Regions from separate parts of the Homo sapiens genome. Here region 1 is linked to region 2. Evidence: chromatin loops called from intact Hi-C (ENCODE). Cell type or tissue: OCI-LY7. All regions are shown on one strand. Links, peaks and the distances in the headings refer to the core of each region. The heading gives the core; the rest is flanking DNA.

Region 1 (5,383 bases), core at 79-5,078, 660 kb after region 2:
GCCTCCCGCCCGCCCACAGCCCCTTGAGCAAAGCCTTCCACACAGATGCTAATTACGTGCCTTCATTTGAACCCACAGATCTGGCATTAATTTGTATTGGAGCTATGAGTCCTTTTTGTTTAAGTGGTAAAAAAGTCAAAACGGTGGTGAACTTCTAGAATATTCTCAAGGTAACACAGAGTATATTTTGATCAGAAGACTGTGTTCCATAGAGGTTAGGCAGACAGATGGATGGACCCAGAGTGGAAGCTGACTCTACTGCTTACCGGCTGGGTGGGACAAACTCCCTCTGCTCTCTGAACTAGAGTGCAAAATTAATTTATTCTGCAAAATGAAAGAAATAGTCATAGCTCCTACCTCTTAGGGTTGTTGTGAGAATTACATAACTGTAAAAGCATCTGCCTGGTACATGGTAAGCATTTAGTATTTATTATTATTATTACTTATTTTAGGGAAAAGGGTCAGGAGGAAGGGGGGATAGAGAAGGGGAGACCCCAAAACCCTCAGCACCCTTTGCCTTGTCCTGAATCACAGAGGCATTTCCTTCGCTGAATAAGGGATGCCTTTTTGAGTTAGAAGACAAAGACAATAAGAATTGTAAAATTCAACAAGTTATCCAGTAGTTTTGGTCTTTGGCATAAAAGTTGAGCTTTCACTTAATGTTGTGCCTGACATTTCTCTTCAAAGGAAAGTAAATTGGAAGTTTGTTTCAAAGTTATTTCCAGAAAGAAAAACAAAGCAGAGGGTTAACTGATTTGAAAGCTTTAGTGGTAAGACACCTACGAATTGAATTTCTAATTGTTTTAGTTGTAAATCACATTTAGAAACATATTTATGTGTGTGTGTACATTATGTATATACACACACACACATTTTTATATATCTGTATATCTGGTTTGATGTCACAGAGATTGAAGTTCTTTGTTCATACTAATGCCAGTATGTGAACAAGAAGGGAAATCTCTCACTGTAATTGCCCGGAGGTCAGGGTCACGAAACCCCCGTGAGACCTTGTGGCATCCCCCTTGATTTCAGCCCTGGGAACAGCCGTCTCTGGTGGTAGGGGGGTAAATAACTCTCCATTTGTTTGACAAGACTTCCAGCTGGGGTGTCATCAAGTGTCACTTGCTGGGGCATTGCTGTCTCTCTGCACCCCCACCCCCACCACAGTCCCTGCCTGGTCCCCAGAGGAAGGGACTGAAACCAGCCAGGCTCACAGTGGCCCTTCATTCGCTCATTCATTCATTCCTGTCCTCAGAGAGGGGGTCCTGCCTGCCGGCTCCTGCTTCCGTGTCCAGTTGTCCTCAGAAAGGTGTCTAGGTGTGTCCTCCTCTTCAGCTCTGGGTCCTGGACGGTGAGGAGCAGAATGTCCGGTTCGTCTTGGGAAGATATTATTCCTCTGCGTTGCCAGCAGCATGCATTCTAACAATTAAAATTTCTGTTTTAAGATAAACAGATTTTTTTTTTTACCTTTAGGGCATTCTGCAAGTGATTACGTGACACTGATTACATGAACGGTTTCCAATCATGGCCCCAGTTTTGGAGTCTGCCACCGGGAGTTAATGAAATCAGATTAATTTGTAAGTCTGGAGTCTCAGAGAGCTAAAACTTATGAGCAGAAAAAAAGAATTGGGAGCTGACTGTGGTTTCCCGCAGTAGTGTCCTTGCTAAATAAATGCTAGCCTCGTCCATTTTTCTTCATGAAGAGTAGGGAAGTGTTTTCAATAAGAGGGTGGGAAGCCAGTCATTGTCATTAGAGCCATCCGTGAGTGCTGAATGCTTTAAAATTCAGGCATAAATACCACACAGGTATCTCTTGCAGAGTTGACACAGAGTGTCCTGTCCACCCTCCCCACCTCACACGCCCACCCCCACTCATAAATGTGCGCCCCTTCTGGCCTTGAACATTTGTTGGGGTTTGGATAGGAATCCGGCTACTCTTTCCCATTGCCATAATTATGTTGGTCAAGGCCTGTGTTCTTGACAAAGAAAACATTCCTCTAACTCAACCTGAGTAATCCTTAATGAGTCCTTGTATCTTGTGATAAATTTCATAATTATTCAGCCCCTACCACTAACACCGAAATTCATCAGTCAAAGCAAATTAGCCGAGATTCATTAGAATAAGACATCTAGTAGGCACATGTACTTTATTAGCCTCTTACACCAATAGTTTTAATTAGGTACATATTTCACAGCTCTCGAGCTACTCCAGTGAAGGGCTGCCTTTATCTCTTTTATTTACAGTAACAAGCTATCAAACACACACCACCATAATTAAACTTGGATATAAAAAACTTGTTTTATTAATGGCAGCCTATTCTGGCCTTGGATTTCTGAAACCTGCACTAGGCAGATATTTTTATTAATTAAATAAATATTATTCAATTAAACTGAAAAGATGGGGTGACGTGAGAGGGGCGAAGAGCTCGGTTTAAAAGTGAGATTCTCTTTTTTCTTCCTTGCTGATGGTTTCCTCTGTCTCACCTTCAGCAGGGGAACAAACATCTCTTCATCAGATATTTTAGTGATGAGAAAAGTGATTAAAATCCAGAACATTTTTAAATTATTAATAAGGAATTTAAATGATGTTATAAAAAAGGAAATACAAGAGAAAATGTTACACATTCATAGAATTTTGGCTCATGCATAATAAACAGTAGAAAACACTTTACTTATAATACTATCCAAATTAAAGAGGCAAGAAGCCCCCTGCTTTAGCCGTGGGTAGTAGCGTCAATAAATGACAAATGGCGCCATCTGCTGGTACTCCGATTAAACACTTAATTCAGAGCACAATTGTCAGAGCAATCAGTTCTTGGGTTGTCAAAACAAAAAAGTGATAAAACTCTGTGCCTCCTGATATTTTCATATGGTTAGACAAGGTATAACTCTGTAAGAAAGACAAAGTTAGACCTTAACATCCAGAGGCTTCAGGCAAGACACTGCAGGGAGATCTCTAGCCTTCCTGGTCTCTTGAGCTCTCTTTGAGCTCTCCTTGAGGTATATGCAGAAGGATCACAGCCAGGTCCTTAAAAGACAACATGCGTGCAAAAAAAAAATAATAATAATAATAAATTTTAAAAACCCTGCAAATCACACACTCATTTGAGGGGCTGCCCTTGAGCCCTGAATTCCTGGGTTGCCGTACCACAGAGCACACAGGACTCTAGGAAGCTACCTTGTGCTGTTTCTCGCAGATTCTGTGACACCATAACCGCCATTCCCTAGTCCTTCTCTGGAATGGCTTTTCTTCACTTCCCCTCCCACCTTTCTCTTAGTTGTTTGTGTCTCTGGTGCATGAATAAGAGATTCCTCACTCTTTAGACCTCTCGGGGGCTGGTGTGAAACCAATGAAATAACATTATTTTAATATAAATGATCATATTGATTGACTGAACCCATTTACACAACTCATTGAACAAAAATATATGTGCAATAACTTTAAATAACATCTTTTAAAATTCAAATCCTCAAAAAGAAAAAAACTTTATCCATTATCCCACCTTCTTCAAAGAGTCTCTTTAAGCCTGACCAACGAAGTCAGTCCTTCTGAGGCCACCAGCGCTCACAAATTGAAAATCTGCACTTTCAGACACCACAGTCACTGGGACCTTTCTTCCTGGCCACATTTTGGCATAAAATATGAAATTAGATCATTTTTAAGATTCCTTTATTGTTGTTATAATATTTTTCATAAGTAACAGATGACAGAAAAAATAATTTACATTTTTATAGGATATTATTTGGAGGTTATTGGAATAAAAATATTAACAAAATCTGAGTAAACTTGTATTGCTTCTGCCCTTTCTGTGAGGTAGGACTGAGCTAGGCTTTTCCAATGGGACCTCCATGAGCACACAAGGAGGGGTAACTCCAGCTATAGGCTGCATGATATGTGGATGATAATGTGGGTTACTCACATTGTGTGTGTGTGTGTGTGTGTGTGTGTGTGTGTGTGTGTGTGTATGAATTACTCCAAGTCCCAAGTCCACCTGTTCAGGCTTATATCTCCTATGAAAATAGAAAACAGCATAGGAAAAACTTCCTGCTAGGGAGAATCTCCTACCCTTGAAATCCTCCTTATTGTGGGCAAATAGTCCCTTTCAGTTCCACAGTTTTCCTGCCAGGGTACTGCCTTCCTGAATGGCCCTCTGCCTTGAATAGGGGTCCATACCTACAGGCCACTGGTGGCCCACTGTTTGGCAGCACAGGCTCCATCCCCAGCCCTCAGGTCTCTGCTTTTCTCAGCCCACCCTTTCAGAGTCACAGATCATTCACCGACCCCGGGACTCCAATCCTCAATCAGCAAGATTCCTATACCCATTTTCTGTCTCCCCTATGCCTCCTTGCTGCTTACTGACCCCTCATGCCGCCCTTAATTTTAACTTTTATAGGAGCAAGAGGCTGACTTAAGATCTAGCCCCTGCCCAGACACTTCAAGGTGGCCCTCCCTCTTCTCAAACTCAAAAGAATGAACAGAAATGTGGTCACTGGACATCCCTGATATGAAAGGAATGGAAAAGAAAGAGGCTGGGATGCATTGAATGCCTGTGGTGTGTCAGGCTCTGGATTAGAGCTTTATTAATGACTCAGTGAAGCCTCACAACAATCTTACATAAATGGGATACCATCTGCATTTTATAGATTTGGAGACTGAGACTCAGAGAGGTGGAGAGACTTGCCAAACATCTCCCAAGCACTACAGGGCAGAGGTGGAGTCTGACTTCATGGCACTGCACTACCTCCCCAAGGCAAGGTTGAGCAAAAACTGCTTCTCACCTGGCACCTGCTTAGAGACCTCTGAGGTGCCCTGTCCAGCCTCACTTGAATGGCCTCACCATTGCTTTTGACAGGGTTGAACACTGCCTCCTTGTAACATTCCGTGCCTCCTTCCTAACTCTCTGCCTCTTCCTTCTTTATCTCTTGGGTGGACTCCTCTTTCATCAAAAAACAGTTTCGTTGAACACCGATGTCGTAGAGTTCCCTTCTGTCCCTGCTCTTCTCTACAGACTCACTCAGAGTTGTCTAATTTACCCCCATGGCTCTAAAGGCCAGACAACACCTCTCAGACCTTCATCTCTAGCTCTGATCTTTCATCTGATCTTCTAACTCATTTACGCAAATTTCTGCTAAGCATCTCGATTTGAGCATCCCCCAGGCACCTCAAACTTAACGTGTTCAGAATAGTTCATTTTTCCATCAAACTACACCTCCCTACATATTGCTTATCTTAGCCAATGTCATCACCAACCCCAGACCTCCAGGCCAGAAAGATGGGATCATTTTGCTATTTCTTGAGTGCCCAGCCCAATCAGCCACACAGTTCTGGGCCTCCCATTTCCTAAATATGCATTAAACCCCATCCCCTTCTCCCTGTCCC
Region 2 (5,383 bases), core at 232-5,231:
TTGGATAATACAAATTTAGTTTGTTCTATACAGTTAAATTAATTCTGCCCTATCTTGTATACAACATATGTGATGTAGTCATTGCTCAATAAATAAATACTCATAATAAAATATAACTTAAATAGACTAGTATTAAGGAGTTCTCCTTTATAAAGTTTCTGGATTTCTAAAGTGCATTTCAATGTCCGTAAATTTCCAATTTTTTTCTAAGTAGTTTGCTTGGTGAAATACTAATTTATTGACAGATGTCAAATTTATCTCAAGTATGTCCTACTGATGTCAAAAAAATGACCAGCACTGCATTTGGCATATATTCAGAAATTCTTAACTCTTCCTAATTGATTAACGGTAATAACGGCCCCTGGAATGCCCCCACCGAGTCTGTAGCTAGCCTCACAGTGATTCACTATGGCGTCACTGGGAGAGATGAAGCCCAGGGCTGCAGTGGTGCCAGTTCATGCCTTTTCAGTGAGAAGGCATTCAGGTTACACAGAGTGTTAATCTGGCCACAAAATGGGAGACGGCTAAGTCTGCCTGGAATGTCTGGCTGCTGGTTGGCAGACGCAGCCCTTTTTTCACCTTGGATCTGCTGGGCTAAGGATGCTTTCATAGTAATTTTCCAATGTCTTCCTTGATCAGTGGACTGCAGCATTTTGTCATTTTGCAGATTTTGTTTTCTTCATGGGTTATTACTTCCACTGAACTGCACTTAACATCTATTAGCTTAGGTCTCCAGAAGATCAAAGTCCCTCTGTATCTGATTATTCTGCTCTTTGCAATTTGTGTCTCCCCCTCACCCTATCCCCTCCCCACCAATGCAGAAGGCTTGCACGTTTACAGATTTGGTTTCAGTGCTTTCCCCAAATCGTTTATAGACATAAAAGCATCATAAATGGGACATCGTGTCTCCGGAAAGAAAATAAGAGAGAAAAAGTGAAGACAGCAATAGTTATTCTTGTATTATTTCCATCTCAAAATGAATCTTTTAAAACTCATGTTTAAATATTTCCCTTTTTGAAATGAGATGGGTGAGGGAGTGAGGAAGAAGTACTAATGTCACAGAATTATGCTAATGTTATAGAAACAAAATTCCTGTTGAGATTTATTCTCTTTACTAAATCACTCTACCCCACTCCCACTTTTCCAAAGCCCTGTCCCATCTCCTTACATTTTAGTTTAAAATATTTGCATTGTCTTTTTTAGGAACCGGTCCACAAGGCCAACATTCCATTCATTTTATGGTTTATTGTTAAGGTAACCTTAATAAGTAGGTTCTGATGGAAGATTTTATTCCCTTTCTGAACTTTTAGTAAATGATAATCATTCTCTAAATTTGGTCTCACCGCTGTGATGTACCAAAGATCCTCTATCAAACGTCGACCCTGTCTCATCAATAGGCCAAAGCTGGCCCCATCAAGGCATTTGCACCGGCCCTAGAAAGAATATTTTTAGACGCTACATAAGAGGCCCAGTGTACATCTATCAGCAGACTTGAAGTGGGTGCTTGTAAGTTGAGACAGGTATTAGAAACTCAAACTATGTTTGGCAGCTAAAAAAAAAAAAAAAAAAAAATTAAGGAAATTGGAATCTGAAGAGAAATAAAGACCCAGAGCCTTTTTTGCAAGGATATTTCCTCATCAGAAATACTCAACACTATTCTCTATGGTGAATAAAGAAGCCAAAGCAAGAAAGGAGAGAGAGAGAAAGAGAGAGAGAGAGAGAACGTGTGAGCTACAGCAGGACTTCCCAAACCTGAATCTGTGTGCAGATCACTTAGGGACCTTGTTGAAATGAAGACTATGATCCAGCAGGTCTGGAGTGGGATCTGAGAGTCTAAAATTAAATTGCTCACCAGTGATTCAGATGCTGCTGGGCCCAAGACCACATTTCAGTAAAGAGTTAGTGTTTCCTTGTGTCCCTCCACAAATCTGACACTGCAAAAGGTCACTTCACTCCACCTGGCACACCTCAACCCCTTGTGAAACACTGGTCTCTGAAGAAGGATGATGAGGAGCCCTAGAGCAATGGCCCTTTAACTTTGCTACATATTATGATTCCTTGGGAGATTTGAAAACTCTCCATACCCAGGCCACACCCCATATATCAATTAAATCAGAATCCTTCGGAATGGGACCCAGGAATGAGTATTTTTAAAAGATTCTCCATGTGATTCCAGTGTACAACCATGTTTGAGGACCAATAGCTTAAATAAAAATAGCACAAGGAGAAAAAAAACAGCCAACATGTGTTGGCTTCTTCTATACAAATACATGGCTTTGTGAGAAATATATACATTTTTTTTCTTTAAATCATTATACTAAATCCCATTTACAGACCAGGAAAACGAGGCAGAGTTTACGTAACTTGCCCCCAGTAAGAGCTGACAGAGCTGAGATATTCTAGGATAAGACATATGATGGAGGAGTGGAGAGCCTGCTGGTTAGTTACATTTGTGTGTGAATTCAAAATTTTCTTCTGTTTGTATATTTGATTTTAGCCAACAGTTTGGTAATACCATTTAAAAATGTCAATCCTCCTTTTTTGTACTCCCCCACCCTCAAAAACCTAACACTGCCTTCCTAAATCATTCATTGCCTTTTCTCACATTTGCCATCTCTTCTCCTGGGCATGCTTAGGGTCCTAGGCTCTAGAGCTAAGGTGAGTTGTCTTCAGTTGCTGGCTCCTGGAGCTGACTTGACTCCACCCAAGTCGGTTATACTTTGTCTCACTTCAGTTCCTTTGGCCTCTCTTGCCCCTAACTGGGCAGCAGGGGGAGCTATGACTACCAAAAAAGAGCCTGTGAACTGCCCCTAAATATGATTTTCATGTCCTTCCCTAAAGGAAGTTTATCCTCACAACTCTTCACCTCAAAGCTAACGCCTACTGCCTCAAACCCCAGAGAATGGGTAAATAGCCCATCTAGGCATGCAGATAGCAGCGAAATCAGAAATCAGCAAGCTCTCATGGGGCCCAAAGATGCAGAGACAACTGAGAGGGGCCACGGCCACTCAGTAGTCAGTGTGATCAAGGTATAGTTCAGCAAAAAGACATAAATAGTAAATTGCATCTTCCTGAAGGGTGTTTCTCATTCAAGAAGGACCGAACAACTATGATAAAATGTGTAAAATACAACCATGAGCTCCCCTTTTTAACTCTGGCCAATGACTTGAATAAAAATTTTTATATCAGTCCTCAGTTTTCCCAACTTTAAGTGGGTATATGTCAGGCCAATAAATATTCATTTAACTTAGGTTGTAACTGTATTAGAGGACATACGGTTTGGTTATGAGTCAGGAATCCCCCAAACAACGTTATCATGTTTGAGGAAAATTGGAAAAATCCTAGAAAGAGAACATTCTTTTAAAATTCACAACAGGGCAGGATGCCAGTTTGCCACTAACCATAAATCCAGAGAGGCTGTTTCCCAAGCCTGAGACAATTTTCAAAATTGCTGCAGCTCAAACCCTCAGACCATGATGTTTTCTGAGGAGATCAAGGTATGTTACTACAACCACATGAAGACGTTTAAGTAGGACTGAAAGTTAAATGTACCAACTCATTTCATAAGAAATCTGGCCAGGAGCAGTGGCTCATGCCTGTAATCCCAGCACTTTGAGAGGCTGAGACGGGAGGATCACCTGAGGTCAGGAGTTTGAGACCAGCCTGGCCAACCTGGTGAAACCCCGTCTCTACTAAAAATACAGAAAGTTAGCTGGGCGTGGTGGCAGACACCTGTAATCCCAGCTACTTGGGAGGCTAAGGCAGAAGAAGTGGTTGAACCTGGGAGACGGAGGTTGCAGTGAGCTGAGATGCTGAGATTGCGCCATTGCACACCAGCCTGGGCAATAAGAGCGAAACTCCGTCTCAAAAAAAAAAAAAAAAAAAAAAAAAAAAAAGAAGAAGAAGAAGAAAAAGAAACCCTCACTCTCTCCCAACCACTCTGAATCATGCACACAGTTCATCCTCCCTCCTCAACTCTGATCTGAGAAGTCACCAGGGGCAGGGTGACGAGTATTCGATGCTATTTTTTATCCGCAATTAGAATCTCTTTAGATTTTCTGCTCTACCCTTGCTTCTGGGGCTTCATCTCTAGGAGGAACTGAAGGATAAAACCCAGAACTATTCACCTTAAACAGATTTTGACAACCATGATGCTATGGGCTTCTAAAGTGTTGCCATGAGTTGATGAATCTCTTGGATAGTTGATATGTGAACTTTGTGAGGGGGCATCCTGGTGTCTCTCTGATGGATTTTCAGAGTATGAGATATATAGGTTTGAGTCACTAGAGCAAGTGCTAGCAGTGTGATGTGGAAATATATTCAGAGCTTATTAACCTTAATTTTACTTACTCTATTGTTCACAAATATGTCCTAATAGTGTGTGAGTTTGCTTCTCTTCTCCTGGTTGCACTCAATCTAATAGAAGAACTGGGCTATTGCAATGGAAGCAGACAGATTAGTAGTGGCACAGATGCATGCAAAAATACACAGACAAGGCTTCGCTCTGTAGTTGGAGCCTCCCTGGTGATTCTCCTGTGTCCTTGAAATTGAGTTGCCAGTTCGCTTACACCAGCTAAGAAGTCTGCTTCTCCTCAATGAGCTCTGCCGGAGTGCCCCTGCCTTACTCTCCTGTGTGAGAGTTACATGCTCCACCCCTTCTCTGCTGAATCTAGCTGGCATCCTGAGTCAGATTGGAACATTTGAAAACACACACACTCCCCTCTCTGGGAAAACAATTCATCTGAGACAAGGGGAAGTGACAATCTTACTAAGGAAGCCGAGTTTTTAAAACAGATTTTTTTCTTTGAGTCCTAGTGACTACAGAGGCTTACATAATGGTCCAGGCTCAAAGGAAAGGTAGCCTGGAGTTTGAGAGCCTTCCCAGTGCAGCCCAGTGTGGGGATCAGAGTCTAAGGGATGAGGCGGGTGGGTGGTCAGACCTGGGAGCCATTCCTCCTCTCCAAGAATAGAAACTACAGTTTTACATGTTTTGTTTTCAGGCTTAAACAAAAATAATAAATGGGCAGTTTTCCCTAGCATCCTAATAGGCTGCCTGAGGCACATAAGCATGAACAATAAACCTTGTTAAATGATAATCTGAAAAGGAAAATTGAGACCTTATTCAAATTTGATGGAGAAAACACACAGGCACACTCCCTACTGTTTTGTCTTAAGCAGTGGAAAGATCTCTCCAGGGAAGCTGTAGAAGAGCAAGATACCTTTGAGGGACCACCCAATATGGGAATTGGGAACACATTCCGTTGTATTGACCTTGTATTCCTGTTTCCCAAAATGCTGGGTCAGTAATTATTTCAAGGGTACCATACAAATATGTCATTCGATTTTTCTTTCCTGGCTTAGCATCTTTGCTTTACACCCCACA

What was found. A loop is a pair of places that touch in the nucleus more often than their neighbours do. Peaks named below come from ENCODE experiments on the same cell type or tissue, not always from the same donor. Only the 100,000 strongest peaks of a DNase experiment are listed, where the experiment ranks them.
Region 1: a loop joins it to region 2, with 6 times the contacts of the local background. A loop is called at or near these places in 68 of 110 quality-filtered maps.

What each region holds. Positions count from the first base shown.
Region 1 is chr1:87,290,497-87,295,879 of GRCh38, reverse strand. No RefSeq gene overlaps it. Among named protein-coding and RNA genes, the nearest start is that of LMO4, 36 kb to the left of the region's middle. RefSeq lists a silencer at 1-114. In OCI-LY7, for the core only: CTCF peaks have their summits at 2,540 and 2,765 (motif pointing left); a DNase peak (open chromatin) is centred at 2,739.
Region 2 is chr1:87,951,323-87,956,705 of GRCh38, reverse strand. No RefSeq gene overlaps it. Among named protein-coding and RNA genes, the nearest start is that of LINC01773, 47 kb to the right of the region's middle. In OCI-LY7, for the core only: CTCF peaks have their summits at 2,562 and 2,763 (motif pointing right); a DNase peak (open chromatin) is centred at 2,755.